2 separate regions of the Homo sapiens genome follow, and region 2 is linked to region 1. Evidence: read pairs that join two places in POLR2A ChIA-PET (ENCODE). Cell type or tissue: B cell. All regions are shown on one strand. Each heading gives the region's core, and the rest is flanking DNA. Links, peaks and the distances in the headings are about the cores only. Region 1 overlaps PPP6R2 (protein phosphatase 6 regulatory subunit 2). Region 2 overlaps PANX2 (pannexin 2).

What was found. Peaks named below come from ENCODE experiments on the same cell type or tissue, not always from the same donor. Only the 100,000 strongest peaks of a DNase experiment are listed, where the experiment ranks them.
Region 2: POLR2A ChIA-PET joins it to region 1 with 11 read pairs; 3 of 35 experiments call an interaction of 5 or more read pairs at or near these places.

What each region holds. Positions count from the first base shown.
Region 1 is chr22:50,353,368-50,356,271 of GRCh38, reverse strand. The region is part of intron 1 of PPP6R2 (protein phosphatase 6 regulatory subunit 2); the gene reads right to left. Among named protein-coding and RNA genes, the nearest start is that of PPP6R2, 11 kb to the right of the region's middle. In B cell, for the core only: no CTCF peak of the experiment used is centred there; no DNase peak of the experiment used is centred there.
Region 2 is chr22:50,175,357-50,178,260 of GRCh38, reverse strand. It overlaps PANX2 (pannexin 2), which reads right to left. Exons shown (of 3, transcript NM_052839.4): 2 at 1-1,322. Among named protein-coding and RNA genes, the nearest start is that of PANX2, 6.1 kb to the right of the region's middle. In B cell, for the core only: no CTCF peak of the experiment used is centred there; a DNase peak (open chromatin) is centred at 1,771.

The DNA.
Region 1 (2,904 bases), core at 279-2,778:
AGAGGGAAGGCCGGGCGTGGTGGCTCGCACCTGTAATCCCAGCATTTTGGGAGGCCGAGGCAGGCAGATCACGAGGTCAGGAGATCGAGACCATCCTGGCTAACACGGTGAAACCCCGTCTCTACTAAAAAAATAGAAAAAATTAGCCGGGCGTGGTGGCGGGCGCCTGTGGTCCCAGCTACTCTGGAGGCTGAGGCAGGAGAATGGCATGAACCTGGGAGGCGGAGCTTGCAGTGAGCCGAGATCGCGCCACTGCACTCCAGCCTGAGTGACAGAGCGAGACTCCGTCTCAAAAAAAAAAAAAGAGGGAAATACACTATAGGTATTAAAACATCACTATGTACCCCATAAATATATACAATTATGTGTTATGTGTACACTTTTTAAAAGAGAAAAATTTTTAAAAGCTTTTTTTTTGGTTTTTTTTTTTCCATTTTAAAGAATAAGGCTGTGCCAGGCGCAGTGGCTCACCCCTGTAATCCCAGCAATTTGGGAGGCCGAGGCGGGCGGATCATGAGGTAAGGAGATCGAGACCATCCTGGCTAACACAGTGAAACCCCGTCTCTACTAAAAATAGAAAAAAATTAGCTGGGTGTGGTGGCGGGCACCTGTAGTCCCAGGTACTCAGGAGGCTGAGGCAGGAGAATGGCGTGAATCCAGGAGGCGGAGCTTGCAGTGAGCCAAGATCGCACCACTGCACTCCAGCCTGGGCGACAGAGCGAGACTCTATCTCAAAAAAAAAAGGCCGGGCGCAGTGGCTCACGCTTGTAATCCCAGCACTTTGGAAGGCCAAGGCGGGCGGCCGATCACGAGGTTAGGAGATCGAGACCACAGTGAAACCCCTTCTCTACTAAAAATACAAAAAATTAGCCGGGCGTGGTGGCAGGTACCTGCAGTCCCAGCTACTCGGAGAGGCTGAGGCAGGAGAATGGCATGAACCTGGGAGGCGGAGCTTGCAGTGAGCCGAGATCACGCCGCTGCACTCCAGCCTAGGCTACAGAGCGAGACTCTGTCTCAAAAAAGAAAAAAAAAAAAAAAAAAAGAAGGCTGCTTGCTGTATGTGGATATAACAGGATTTCCAATATAGGAGGAGTATCCCTAAACCAAAAATCGTGAAATTGAAATCCTGGGCCAGGCAAAGTGGCTCACGCCTGTAGTCCCAGTACTTTGGGAGGCTGAGGTGGGAGGATCGCTTAAGTCCAGGAGTTCAGGATCAGCCTGGGCAATAGAGCAAGGCCCTGTCTCCACAAAAAATAAAAAATTAGCCAGGCATGGTGGCAGGCACCTGTAGTCTCAGCTACTCAGGAGCCTGGCAGGTCAAGGCTGTGGTGAGCTGTGACTGTGCCACTGCACTCAACCTAGGTGACACAGAATGAGACTGTCTCAAAAAAAAAAAAAAAAAAGGCTGATCCAGGTGCAGCAGCTTTTACAACTAATTGATCACAACCAGTTACAGATTTGTATGTACGTGTACGAGAGAGAGTCTCACTGTCATCCAGGCTGGAGTGCAGTAGCATGATCTCGGTTCACTGCAACCCCTGCCTCAGCCTCCTGAGTAGCTGCGATTACAGGCGCTTGCCACCATGCCCGGCTAATTTTTGTATTTTTAGTACAGACAGGGTTTAACCATGTTGGCCAGCCTGGTCTCAAACTCCGGACCTCAGGTGATCCACCCACCTCAGCCTCCCAAAGTGCTGGGATTACAGGTGTGAGGCGCCGTGCCCACCTACAAATGTTTGTGTTCCTTTTCCACTCCCAGTGCTTCACTTGACTAGCCAAAAAATAAAAATAAAAAAAGCACTCCAATCCAAAACTTGTTGAGCATCTACATGATGCTCAAAGGACATGCTCACTGGAGCATTTCAGATTCCTTATTGGGGAAGCTCAACTGGTAACTCTGAGAAAATTTGAAATCCAAAACATCTCTAGTCCCAGGCATTTTATTTTATTTATTATTTATTTATTTTGAGACAAAGTCTCGCTCCGTCGCCCAGGCTGGAGTGCAGTGGCATGATCTTGGCTCACTACAATCTCCACCTTCTGGGTTCAAGTGATTCTCCTGCCTCAGCCTCCTGAGTAGCTGGAATTACAGCCACGTGCCACCATGCCCGGCTAATTTTTGTATTTTTAGTAGAGACAGGGTTTCACCATGTTGGCCACGGTGGTCTCAAACTCCGGACCCCAGGTGATCCGCCCACCTCGGCCTCCAAAAGTGCTGAGATTACAGGCATGAGCCACCGCGCCCGGCCTCCCAGTCAGCTTTTCTAAATAAAATTGTATTGGAACATAAACAAGAACACACAAATGCCTGATACATAATCAGTTATCGTTACAATTCCAAAATGTATTCTTTTAATTTTCTTTGTTCTTCCTCTATTCTTCTAGGGAATCTATTAAAATTTTTTAAAAATATTTTTAAAAGTTAGCCTTTCCCTTAACAAAAAAAAAAAAAAAGGGAGAGGCTTTTGAGTCACACTACCTGGGGTACAAATCTTGCCTCTATCATCTACTTGCTGTTTATTTCCATTTCCTCATCTGTGAAATGGAAAACAACACAGGCGTACTTTGTCTAACGTGCTTCCCTTCATTGTGCTTCGCAGGTAATGTGCTTTCTACAAATTAAAGGCTGGTAGCAACCTTGCGTCAAGCACGTCGAGGGGTGCCATTTTTCCAACAGCATGTGCTTACTTCGTGTCTCTGTGTTGCATTCTGGTAATTCTCACAATATTTCAAACTCTTTCATTATTATTTTATCTGTTATGGTGACCTGTTATCGGTGATGTTTGATGTTACTATTTTAATTGTTTTGGGAAACTACAAACCGTGCCCATATAGGATAGCAAACTTAATAAACGCTGCGTAAGTTCTGACCGGCCATTTCCCTGAGTCTCTCCCCCTCTCCTC
Region 2 (2,904 bases), core at 231-2,730, 180 kb after region 1:
GTCCAGGGAGAAGTGGCGCGCGTGCTTCTTGTCAGGGGCGGGCGGCGGGGCGGGGGCAGGGGCGGGGCCGGGGCCCGGGTCGCCCCCTCCGCCCTTGTAGTGGTGGGCGGAGCGGTCCAGCAGCGGCGCGATCAGCGTGTCCGTGGCCGTCTTCCTGCGCGCGGGCTTCGGCTTCTCCGCCTTGCTGTTCTCCACGCGCATGATGGCCAGCGGCTCCTTGAAGGGCTGCGGAAGCGGGTTGCTGGTGGGGATCCACTTCATCTTCTTGCGCGGCCGCTTGACCACGGGCGGCTCGGCGGCGCCGTCGGGCTCGGCGGGGTTGGCGCTGGGGTCCACGGTCTGCACCCCCGAGTCGCGCACCGTGGGGGTGGCGTCGTGGTTGGACTGCGCCAGCGCCGCCAGCAGCTGCCGGACCACGTTGTCGTACATGAGGTCGCTCTCGTTGGTGATGAAGTCCAGCCGGTTGAGCGACTTGATGTGGTCGCGGTTCTCGTTGCAGAACATGGCCAGGATGTTGATGTCGCAGAACTGCGAGCGGCGCCACTGCCGGCGCGTCTTGATGCCCACCTTGTGCAGCTTGTCGAAGATGAAGTTGCTCTTGCGGAAGATGAAGAGGTGGATGAGGTTGACGAGGATGATGAGGTTCATGACGCACAGCAGCACGATGTCCACGCCCGCGATGATGCGCTGCAGTTGCACGGACGGGAGCTTGCAGCTCACGCGCACCGCGGGCCCCGCACCTGCCGCCCCGTCCGGGGACGCGCCCAGCGCGCAGGTGAACTCGTTCTGCTTCTGCGTGGCGTAGTAGGTGCACAGGTAGGAGATGGGCACGGCGCTCAGCAGCAGGATCAGCACGTGCCGCGCCAGGTACAGCTTGGCCAGGAAGTTGCTGCGGCCGCGGCGCTCCAGGTACTTCTCGAACAGGTTCTGCTCCGGGCTCTTCTCCTTCTCCGCGTTCTCGATGATCTCGCGCTTCTCGCGCTCCGTGATGCCCGGGCCCTTGGACTGGATCTGCTTCTCGATCTTGGGCGCGCGGCCCTCGGCCGCCCGGTGGTAACAGTTGTCGATCTCCTGCAGCAGGAAGTTGAGCTCGGAGGTGAGGCGCGTGGAGGCCAGGAACTCCCAGCCCAGCGCGGGCACGTACATGATGGCGGCGAAGGCCAGCAGCGCGTAGGGCAGGAACTTGTGCTCAAACAGCGACGGCCACAGGCTGGCGTCCACGCCGGGCAGCGCGTCCCGCAGCTCCGTCCAGCAGTAGCCGCGGGCGTACAGCGCCTGGTCGCGCGTGAAGTTGTGCGGGGTGTAACAGTAAATGGGTTCCTCTGGGGGCAAAGAGGAGACACGGGCTGGGGCGGGGAGGCGCACGGGCTGGGCTGAAGAAACCGGGCTGGACCTGACCGCGTCCCTGCCGAACCCCTCCCAGGAGCCTCTCCAGCCTCCTCCCACACAGCACCTGCGGTTGCCCAGATGAACCCCACCCCCTCCCCCCACCACGGTGGTGTGGGGGTCCCGCCCTGACTACCCCCACGAGGTCAGCTGCGGGGCACCTGCAGGTGGAAGCCATGACCGCCTGCGAAACCACCTGAGCCATGCGCCTCTCCAAATGTCACAAAGCCCTGTGTGCACAAGGGGAAACCAAATCCCAGAGAGGGCCAAGGCAGGCCAGGACTCCCAGCCAGGGTCCTTCTTCTATCCACACACAGCCGGACCCAAACCAGGTCCCAGCCACAGGCCGTGTACAGCCCGGGCTCCCCTGGGAGGAAGGCGGTTGGCTCAGGTGCTGCTAGCTGGCAGGGTGGTTTCCACAGCACCGGGAAGGCAGGGTGGGCTCTGCCCACCCTTGAGGGTGAGGGGCGCCTCCCTAAGACCCACTGTTCTGGGGACTGGCCAGCCTGGGGACACCAGACACCAGGTGGGGCTGGTTGGGGATGTCACCAGCTGGACTGCGGTATCTGCCGCTAAAATTGAAAAGAGGGAGTCCCTTGAACTGCAGGCAAATGGTCGTTACTGAACTCTGTGTTTTCCCTCAAGAGTCTGTCTCTGCCTGCAGGTGACAATGACACGAACGGCAGTGAAAGTGTTCAGGACATTCGCGCCTTGGCCCAGTGTGGGGTCTGAGCGGCTGGGATCTTGCTAACGTTTCCCAGGAAGGCTCAGAGCCTGGGGGCCTCCAGCCACCGTGCAGTCTCTTCAGGCTGAGCCCTTCACACAGCACAGGCGCGGAGGCCCACACCAGCCTCAGCCTTGTCTCCCAGCCCCAAAGAGCAGCCCCAGGGCAGGGCCCACATCAGCACAATCCCCTCCCCACAGACCAGAAGCAACAGGGACAGGCCTGTCCGTCTGTGCCGAGGCCTGAATTAGGGACGGAAAGCGAGGCGGATTAGAGACTCTGTCCACTCTGGGAAGAGCAGCATTCACTGTTGATGCCCCACAGGGGCCCAGGGGCTGGGCACCTCCAGCCCTGAACCCGGCTCAGCAACGAGCCCCTCAGACCCCACACGGAGCTCCCGGCTGCCATCATCACCACTGAGGCACATCTACCAGTCCAGACAGCCTGCTCAGGGAGGGTTCCCATGAGTCATCAGATCCCCCTGAGGGTCCTGGGGACTCTGGAGGGTTTGGGAGGGAGCCTGGGAAGAGGCAGGAAAAGCTGGGACCTGAGGCCCGAGTCCTCGGTGGGGACATCGAGCTGGAGATGAGCTGGGCTCAGAGAAGAGCAAACCGGACAAGGCAAAGGAATCCACTCTCTTGGTTGAGAAAATGGCATATTTTATTTACTTATGTTTTGTCCTCACAGCCAATCCCAGGAGCCAGAGAAGAGCGTCCACCCTGGGGAAGAGAACAGGGACAGGTTTGTGTCCCGTCCTGAGCTGGGCCCATCCCTGGCAGCCACCCTTGCTGGGC